Linked DNA regions of Mus musculus: region 1 is linked to region 2. The links are chromatin contacts, found by Hi-C or POLR2A ChIA-PET in ENCODE. All regions are on one chromosome and are shown on one strand. Each heading gives the region's core, a stretch centred on a gene start or an enhancer-like site at or near the end of the contact. The rest is flanking DNA. Distances are from core to core; before and after follow the strand shown.

Region 1 (4,896 bases), core at 2,288-4,787, 430 kb after region 2:
CTCATGATAAATGTCACACAACTGCAGATGCCATCACTATGTGTCTTAGTCAGGGTTTCTATTCCTGCACAAACATCATGACCAAGAAGCACTTGGGGAGGAAAGGGTTTATTCAGCTTACACTTCCACATTGCTGTTCATCAGCAAAGGAAGTCAGGACTGGAACTCAAGCAGGTCAGGAAGCAGGAGCTGATGCAGAGGCCATGGAGGGATGTTCTTTACTGGCTTGCTTCCCCTGGCTTGTTCAGCCTGCTCTCTTATAGAACCAAGACTGCCAGCCCAGAAATGGTTCCACCCACAAGGGGCCTTTCCCCCTTGATCACTAATTGAGAAAATGCCTTACAGCTGGATCTCATGGATGCACTTCCCCAACTGAAGCTCCTTTCTCTGTGATAACTCCAGCCTGTGTCAAGTTGACACCCAAAACCAGCCAGTACACTATGTCACCACGATCACCACCAACATGACAATAATCAGTATTATGTCATGGCCATCACCATTATCACCACCATACCCCTGCACCCTGTCACCATCATTAGTACCACCACCATCATTGCCATCACTCTAGTGGAATGCTGTCCTTTGAGTCTAGCAGCCACTGCCATATTCGTCGGAGTGGCTGTGGCCACTCCTGGAAGCTGATTGACATTGTGTTCAGCGGTGCTCCCATGCAGAAGGAGGTGAGAGGACTGTTAGACACTCCTCTGAGTTTCCAACCACTTGTTCCCGTGCGTCCGTCTTAGTTGTAGTTCTGCCACAGCTTCACGTTGTCTTGCGGTCTCAGGAGATGGCAGAGTATACCCATGGAAGGTAGTGTAAAGAGGAGGGGTTGGAGAGATGGCTCAGTGGTGAAGAGCACGGGTGGCTCTCCCAAAGGACCTAGGTTCAATTCCCAGCACCCACATGGCAGCTCACACCTGTCTGTAACTCCATTTCCAGGGGACCTGACGCCCTCACACCAGTGCACATAAGAATGAAAGTCATCCTTGGTGCTTAGTGAGACTTTGACAGTGGTGAGGCTGTTTCGGGATCACGCAAGCTCCTTTAAGTGATTCCTCCCTCTGCTCTACAAGTAGGTCCAGCAATCTCATTGATTTGCCAAGTTGAATCTTCTTGTTATGCAGTCTTGCTTTGGAACCCTATGTGGGGAAGGGGAGCAAGTGTTCATGTCCTACCCAATAAAAATATGCAGTATGCTGGGATTAAAGTTGTGCATCACTGTTCCCAGAGACTGAATCACCAACCACAGACTGGGCACTGGCTGGGCCTAGGCCCTCTGCACATATGTACCATACAAAAAGCTTGTCCCTCATGCGGATCCCCCAACAACTGGAGTGGGGGCTTCCCTGAGCCTGTTACCTGCCTGCCTGTGGATCTTGTACCCCTAAATGGACCACCTTAGCTGGCCTCAGTGGGAGAGGATGCACCTAGTCCCACAGCAGCTTGGTGTGCAGGGAGGGGGAGCTAGTGAGGGATGACACGGTGCGGGGGTGGGGGTCTCCTTCCAAAAGAGAAGGGGAAGATGGAATGGGGGGAGGACTTGCTTGAGGGGTTACTGGGAGGAGGGGGCTGATATTGGGATGTTAAATCAATAAATAAATTGACTTAAAAATAATCTTAAAGCCGGGCGGTGGTGGCGTACGCCTTTAATCCCAGCACTCGGGAGGCAGAGGTAGACGGATTTCTGAGTTCAAGGCCAGCCTGGTTTACAGAGTTGAGTTCCAGGACAGCCAGGGCTACACAGAGAAACCCTGTCTCGAAACTCCCCCCCCCAAAAAAAATCTTAAAAGAGTTAATTGGGCCACTTTTTACCTCCTGCTAGCCCATACATAGAGCAGTGGTCCTCAGCCTTCTTAATGCTACAACCATTTAATATAGTTCATCATGTTGTGGTGATCCCCAACCATAAAATTATTTTCATTGCTACTTCATAAATGTACTTCTCTCCTGTTATGATTTGTAATGTAAATATCTGGTTTGCAGAATATCTGACATGTAACCCCAGTGGAAAGGTCACTGACTCCTCCCCAAAGGGGTTTCGACCCACGGGTTGAGAATCACTGCCCTAGAGACAGCCTCTGGAACTTTCATTGACTTTGCTCAGTGTTGAGTTCTGGGGCCTAGTATACAGTAGTTATACAATAAATGCATGCCAGTAGTGCTGGAACCTAGCCTTGGGGCCTCCTGCCATCTACTCTGAAAATCTGGCTATATAGGAACCTCCAGCAGTAGGGCCTCCAGTTGTGGGGACCAGGTGTCCCTGGGCTGCAGCCCCAGGGAATGTATAAACAGAAGTCTCACTGCGTACAGATCTCAGGGCCCAGTTGAGAGACCCCGAGGGACTGCACGGGCTCTAGGATGCACGGCTGAATGTTCTGAAGTAGAAATACAGATCAGAGCACACTCCTCAAGTGTGCAAAGGACTGGATGGCTGACGGTTCCAGAATGAGAGGTCACCCTGGGAGTGCGGGTGAGCCCTAACACCGTGCTTGTCTTATGGGGTAGATGGGTAGACTCCGGAGCCTGTAGCTTGCTGGTTAAGAACTGATACAGAAAGACAAAGTGCAGACAAGAGGGGAGGGTGCTCGTTGGGCGTCTCCTACATGACCAATTAAAACATAACTGGGCCTGAATATAAAACAGACAGTGTATGGGTGCAGAGGCAGAGGAAAGTGCCTGGAGATAGATAGCCAATTAGGGGAACAAAAGCCTCTTTAGCAAGGCGAGACTAGGCAGAGTCAACCTCAGCGATGAATGTTGAGGGCTTTTAAATGGAGACTTGGGAGGGGGTTGCATTGGCTGGAAAGAGAGGGATCCTGTCTCTGAGAGGGGTGCCAGTACCTCCAGGCCACAGGTCAATCACTTCACCTCCAGGCTCACACCCTACTCCAGAGCTCCCTCCAGAGGGGTGAAATTGAGGCCCAAATGACTCCTGGGAACAGGAAGCCTGGCCTCTGTAGAATCCATGGAATCCTGAGATTCATCAATGGCATGCCTGCTTGTATCTACTTAATTTTTCCCATCTATTTATTCTGTGGTGTGTGTGTTTCTGTCTTTGCATACGTGCCTGCGCCACATCAGGTCTGCAGAGGTCAGAAGACAAGTTGCAGGACTCAGTTCTCTTCTTCCAAAATAAGGGTTCTAGAGATTTCTACAGAAATCAGGTCCAGACCTTGCTGAACCCTGCAAGCCAGTCTTTTAGTGGGGTTCAGGGAGCAGGCTTTCAGTGTGTAGCCCACGATGGTGCAGGTACCTTTAGCTCAGATAAGAAAGGCAGGTTGTAACTGTGAGGCGCAGCAATAATACAAGGTGCAACCTGATAACCTCTACCTTCATTCCCAGTTAGAATCTGAGCTCTCAGCAGAGGCCGCCTCTCAAGCCCTCATCGGCTCTTCATTGGTTCTGTGCGCTATCTCTCCACCCCTTAGGCTTCTGCGGACCAATCAGATTCTCATGACTGACCCGCCTTAGCCGCCCCTCCCCCTTACAGGGCGCAGCCGAGGCGCGAGCTGATTGGCCTGCTCGGGAGGGAGGGGTAGACACGTAAGGGGAGCAGACCTCGTGTCCAAAGTGGGCAAAACGGTGACCCAGCCCGGAACTAGTGACAGTCCAGTGGGGGAGAGTGCGCTGAAGGGACCTAGTGGAGGGACTTGCTGCACTCGAACCTGGTACCGCCGGGTAAGTCCAACTGCCCGTCCTTACAGACGGAGGAAACGGAAGGTTTGCGGGGTGTCCAGCTGAGGAGGGGCTCCAGTTGGTCTCAGGATGGATCATCAGGGAGGAACTTCAAGCTTCTCCAGAGCTAAGTTTTGTATCAGCCCCAGGAGTGGGCGATTCTCACGCCCATTTCTTCCAAGAAGAAAAGCGTCCCAGAGACACAGAGCTTAGAAATCTGGGTTCCTGTAGTGGTGTGCAGTAACCACTTGCCCAATTAAGCAACCTCATCCCCAGTCTGTCCGCAGGAGGTCACTTACCCCAGCCTAAGACAGGTTTCCTTTACTGAGCTGAGGCCTCCTTCCAGGACCCCCACGATGTCCCGAAATCTCTCTGCAGTCTAGACACCCTCTTCACTTTTCACACGCGCGTCCCACCTCCACTCTTTCATTGTCTCCCTTAGATTGGTTATTTTCTGTCCCAGCTCTCACCCAGGTTCCGTTTCGTCTGCAGATCATACCTAGCTGGCCTGAACTTTTTCTTTCTTTTTTATTCTCTCAGATACTACATCTCGACTGCAGTTTCCCCTCCTCCCTCCCTCCCCAACAGCCCTCCTTCCCTCCACTGCTCTTTCTTTTCCGAAAAGGGCATGCCTGCCCTCAGACGCCAACCAAACATAGCACATCAAATTGCAGTAAGACTGTGCACCTCCCCTAGTATTAAGTCTGGAGAAGGCCGCTCAGGATGAGGAAAGGGTCCCAAAAGCAGGAAAGAGTCAGAGACAGCCCCTCTCCCACTGTTAGGAGTTCCACTAGAAGACCAAGCTGCACAACCCAAACACATATGTAGAGGGCCTATATCAATCCCGTGCAGGCTCCCTGGTTGCTGGTTCAGTCCCTGTGAGCCCCTATGAGCCCAGGTTAGTTGATTCTGTGGGTTGTCTTGTTGTCTTTGACCTCTCTGACTCCTGCAATCTCCCCCTCTTTTCTGCAGGACTCCCCAAGTTCTTCCTAATGTTTTGATTGTGGTTCTCTTCATCTCTTTCCATAAGTTGCTGGATAAAGTGTCTCTGATGACAGTTGGGCCAAGCACCAATCTATACCATTAGGCATCTCAATTTTAAAAAAAATATTTATTGCTGCCAGGAGTGTTTGGTTCTATCCTAGGTCTCTGGGCTATCTAGCCTCCCAGGTAGTGGGTTGGGCTCCCTCTGGTGGCTTGGGTCTCCAGCTGGGCCAGTCA
Region 2 (5,379 bases), core at 2,033-4,532:
GAGAACGTCAACAGTCCACAAGCCAGATCATGATGGACTCTCACAAGCAGGCACAGCTAGCTGATCTTATGAAGAGAACCGAAAGCCAGGTAGCAGCTACATTTAGCCAGCGGACGCCGTTGGCCAGCCTCTGCTCCAGAGCTTACAGGCTTTAGGTACCTCAGAGGCTAACCTGAAGCTACAAACCTTGGCTGGAAAAGTCAATGTCCTCTTGCCTACCTTTAATGACCTTCCTTGCAAACTCTCGGATGGACTTGAGGGAAGCCAAGTCTAGGCGTTCAGCACGTACGCGGGGATTCAAGGTCTCTCCTCGAATGTCCTTTGCAGCCACCTCGCACTTCTCCATGTCACGACAGGCCAGAATGACGTTGCCTCCTGGAACAGGAAAAGAGAACACACATCTGTCCAACAGAAATCAAAGCATACACTCACCTTAAACCTGCACACAGTGTTCTCAGTAACATAGTCAATAGCCAAAAGATGGGAACTCAATTACTCCCAGGCTTGGTGATGTAGACCTCGAATGGCAGTGACTCTGGAGGCTGAGGCAAGAGGATTGCAAGTTCAAGGCCTGCCTAGGTTACAAAGTATGTTCAAGACCTGCCTGGGCAACTTGGTAAGAACCTGTCTCAAAAAAGTCAAAACAGGGCTGAGGAGGTACTTCAGCAGCAGAGCACCTGCCTCGAATCCCCCAGTGAAGAACTGAGGGTGTGGCTCAGTGGTAGAGTCCACAATCCCCACATGAGAAGCTGGGGCATGGCTCAGTGGTAGACCACCTGCCTAGAATCCCCCAGTGAGGGGCTGGGGTGTGGCTCAGTAGTAAACCACCTGCCTAGCAAACAAGACACCGTGGGTTCAATCCTCAAAACACACACACACAAAATAGCAAATGTCCACCCACTAATCAATACATAAACCAACTGCAGTCTATCCAGGCCATAGCATACTCTTCAGCCATAACTGTAGTAATGTACTGACATATGACAAGGTGAATGGACCTGGAAACTCTACACTCAGTGAGTCAGACATTCATACATGCATTCATTTATATGCAATGTCCAGAATAGGTAAATCCACAAAGAGAAAGGATGCAGGTTTCCTGGAGCTAGGAGATTTGGGGGAAGAGGAGCTGTTATGAAAATATTCTAAAGGCGTGTGGGAAGACGAAAACATTCGAAGGACGTATGGAAATATGCTACTGTTGTTCTGAGAAATGCCACCAGAGGCTATCCTCTGTCCTCCACAAGGATGTGCACGCATATGCACATGTGTACCCACCTCCCCCCTATACACACAAAGCAAACATATCAAGATATGCAAATACTGAGGCTGGCAATTGGCTCAACAGGCCACAGCACTTACTGCTAAGTCTGAGGACCAGGGTTCAATGTCAGGACCTACAGAGCAGAAGGAGAAAACCAGCTTCCATGGTTGTCTACACAGATGGCAAACTCAGACCCACTCCAGCCCAACATACACACACTACATAATAAAAACAGGTTTGGTTTTGGATAGTTTTGAGAATGTGAATTATGTAGCTGTTGGGGTGTGTGTGTGTGTGTGTGTGTGTGTGTGGTGTCTGCCTTTATTCACTTAGCACAACATCCTGTAGAATCATCACACAGAAGCATGTCTGAATTCCTTTCCTTTTGAAAGCATAGTAATATTCCACTGTATGGATGAGCCGTATTCTGTTTATTTGTCTGCAAATTGACACCTGGAATGCTTCTGCCTTCGAGGTATTATAAACAAGGCTGCCATACACAACATTGTGCACACAACAGTGTGCACATAACTCTTCAAACCCCAGAGCAGGGGCTGCTCTTACCTCTTTTAGCCAGCTCCAAAGCAGTTTGTTTCCCGATGCCTGTGTTGGCTCCTGTCACGATAACAGTCTTCCCAGGTATGGTGGCCTTGCTGGGACAAGCCCCACCAGCGACATAGTCCCTGAAGGTGAGAAACAGCACAGTGAGTTCTGTCTGCCTCGTGCCTGCCTCAAGATTTATGAGCTGGGGCAAAGCACTCGTAAGCTCACATCCATCACCAAAGCACCCAAACACACGGGAGTCCTCGTCATGGCCTCAGAAAAGGATTATACGTTGGAACATCTCCAAGAGGTAACAATCATTTATTCATACTTTTATAAAAACAAAAGACAATAGCCAGAAGTGGTGGTACACACTTGCAAGCCCAGTACTCAGGAGGCAATGGCAGGAATACCAGGAATTTAAGGTCATCATCCTCGACTACAGAGCAAGCTCAAGGCCAGCCTAGGCTACATGCTGCCTTGTCTATAGATGGATGGATGGATAGACAGACAGACAGACAGAATGCATGACGTTGGAAGGAGCATGTGTCAGAAGGGGTCCATGGAAGTTGGAGAACAATGATTGGGAAGCGGGTGTGTATACATCAAGAAGCTGGAGAGATGTCTCAGCAGTAAGAGCACTGCTGCTCTTACAGAGGACCCAGGATCAGCTCCCAGCACCCCACACGGTGACTCACAATAACTCCAGTTCCACGGGATCTAACATCTTCTTTTAACCTCCGAAAGCATAGCATATGCATACATGCGGGGGGGGGGGGGGCGGGGAGGGAAACACCTCATGTAAGCTGTTAGCGGTGACAGACACGCATGTCCTTGGTCCCAGCACTCAGGAGGCAGAGGCAGATCTCTCGTGAATTCAAAATCAGCCTGGTCAATATAACGAGTTCCAGGCCAGCCAAGGCTTCATGGTGAGACCCAGTCTGAAAAACGCAAGGAAGGAAAGAAGGACGGGGGAGGAGAGGAAAGGGAAGAAAGGAAGGAAGGGGAGGCAAACAGGCTGGGCAAAGAGGAAAGGGTAGAGAAGGAGTGGTCCAGAGATAAAATGAGCACAAGATCCATGCTCCACCCCTTCTCCCTAGGTGACCTTGAAGAGGTGACCCGCCCTCCTCTCCCGGAAAAGCCATACTAGTGAGCGGGAAGAATTCGTCCGAGGACTTAGGACAAGGGATACTTCTCTGGCCTTGTTTGGCATTCCCCTGTCGCAAACCTACCACCAAGCGCGCAGAGAAGACGCGCAGACTCACTTGAGCAGCACGGTGCCGCCGATCACCGTGCCCACTACGGACACCGGCAGCAGAAAGCGGCTCATCCCAGGCTGGGGAAAAGGGTGTCCGTGGGTCTGCACTCCAGGCCACTCCGCGGACGAACGCGCTGCCCAGGAACCCACGTGCGCTCGAGTAGCGTGAACGTGGAATCACACAGCCACCAGAACCCGGCTATGGGGAGTGACCAGATGTGGAGGCGGGGCTTTAGGAAGTAGGCCCATGGCGCACTTAATGCTGGGAAACGTAGTTTCTGGAGATGGAATGCGGCCGAGGTTGACAGGCGTGTCAGCTACCAGATCAAATGTCATCACACTCAACCAATCCAAGGGCGTCCTGAAGTTCGGGAAGAAAAAGAGAGAGAGAGAGAGAGAGAGAGAGAAAGAGGGGGGGAGGGAGGGAGGGAGGGAGGGAGGGAGGGAGGAAGGAAGGAAGGAAGGAAGGAAGGAAGGAAGGAAGGAAGGAAAGAAGGAAGGAAAGAAGGAAGAAATAAAAAAAATAGTAGCTGGGTGGTAGTGGTGCTCGCGTTTAATCCCAGCATTACGGAGACAGGAGCAGGCAAACCCATAAGTTTGTGGCCAGCCTGTTCTACAGAGGGAGTTCTAGGAAGCCAGATCCATGCAGAAGAATACTATCTGGGAGGAAGAAAATAAATAAAGTAGATAGATAGATAGTTTGGTACCAAGCATTTCCATTTCCAGACATCGAGACCCTGTAGAATGAACCATGGTTTTTCTCCTCTAAATAATAGTTAATGGTAGCACTTTCTGTGTAGGCCTTGTGAAGGAGGGAAGAAGGCTGGGACCTGGACCCCTGGGTCTGAGGGAGGAGGGTGAAGTATAGATTCCTGAGTCTGAGGGAGAAGGGTAGGATTTGGACTCTTGTGTTTAAGAGTGGAAGTCTGGGGTGTGGGCTTTGGATCTGAGGGAGGAAACTGAGACCTGGACCATTGGATTTGAAGGAAAAGAAGGATACTGGCTTTAAAACAACAGTGAGATGGTGCATGGGGTAGAGACACTTGTCATACAAGCTTTGCAACTTGTGTTTGATTCCTAGAACATGGTGGAAAGATAAAATCAACTCCCAAAAGTTGTCCTCTGACCTTCCACCACGGCATGTATGTGTCCACACACTTATACACCAAAAGGAAAGAATAATATATTTAAAACATACTAAAGTGTTAGTGTCTAGAAGCAGGAGAGGAGGAAAGGAAGACAGACAGACAAACAGACGAACGGACAGAAGGAAGGAAGGAAGGAAGGAAGGAAGGAAGGAAGGAAGGAAGGAAGGAAGGAAGGAAAAGAAAGGAAGTTAGGAAAAAGGCTATAGACAGTGGACAAATACATCCTGTCACTAGAAAATGTCAGCACACTTGACACCTGTTTGTCTTCATGAAGGTGACAAGGAGATAAATATTTTTCAATTATCAGATTGGCAACATTATAATAAATATTCAGTGTTGGCAAGGATCAGGGGAAACTCCCTGTTGGTGGGAGTCAATTATCTGGTGTTCCTGAAAGTCTAGTCAGACACCTGTCACAGGATGATCCGTGTATACTATTGACCCAGACATTCCCTTTGTAAGAAGTTATACTTAGGAAATGATTGGTCATTCCAAAAGAAAAAAAGAACAACTGGCCTTAGTGTGCACTTGTGAGTGCTCACTCACAACTTCTTGCAACTTACTTAACACCTCTTGTGTTCCAAGCACAGCTACTGAATTCAATCCTTACCACACAGTTTCCCTGACAGTAACAGTAAAGGCTGATTCTCCTGGGACTGGAAAGGTAGGTCAGTGGCACTTGCTGCTGCTGCAGAGGACCCCAGCACCCAACAACCATGTCTAACTCCAGTTTCAGGGATTCAGACGCCCTCTTCTGGCCTTCCCAGGCACTGCACAAAAATGGCTCAGAGACAACTCAAGCAGGTACAACATTCACACATAAGATAAATAAATAACTTTTCATTTAAAAAGAGTGTTTTTCAAATGTCTGAGAGCCTTCATCTACCACAAATGTGAGGAGGTGTCCTAGTTAGGGTTACTATTGCTATGATAAAACACCATGACCAAAAGCGAGTTGGGGAGGAAGAGGATAATTAGAAAGGATTACAGGCTGTGATCCAGCTAGTCCAACAATGGCTGTCTACCAATGACCAAAGAATTCAGTAGTTGTTCAGTCCAAGAGGCTGGTCTTCAGTGTGTACCAGAATCCTGAAGAATGACACTCCAATGACAGTGAAACAATGGACTTGGAAAGACCGTGGTTGGAAAATTGGCACCTGGAGTTG

The links. A loop is a pair of places that touch in the nucleus more often than their neighbours do. ChIA-PET counts read pairs that join two places held with the same protein, here RNA polymerase II (POLR2A).
Region 1: a map of T-helper 1 cell shows a loop between it and region 2 (4-fold over the local background). The contact joins the promoter of Isoc2a here to the promoter of Rdh13 in region 2. A Hi-C loop is called at or near these places in 2 of 37 maps with a recorded cell type or tissue (T-helper 1 cell and T-helper 17 cell). POLR2A ChIA-PET finds 5 or more read pairs at or near these places in 1 of 5 experiments (embryonic stem cell).

What each region holds. Positions count from the first base shown.
Region 1 is chr7:4,873,516-4,878,411 of GRCm38, forward strand. It overlaps Isoc2a (isochorismatase domain containing 2a), which reads left to right and starts at 3,538. Exons shown (of 6, transcript NM_001101598.1): 1 at 3,538-3,678.
Region 2 is chr7:4,442,375-4,447,753 of GRCm38, forward strand. It overlaps Rdh13 (retinol dehydrogenase 13 (all-trans and 9-cis)), which reads right to left and starts at 3,283. Exons shown (of 7, transcript NM_175372.4): 1 at 3,073-3,283; 2 at 1,829-1,947; 3 at 220-375. The coding sequence starts at 3,137.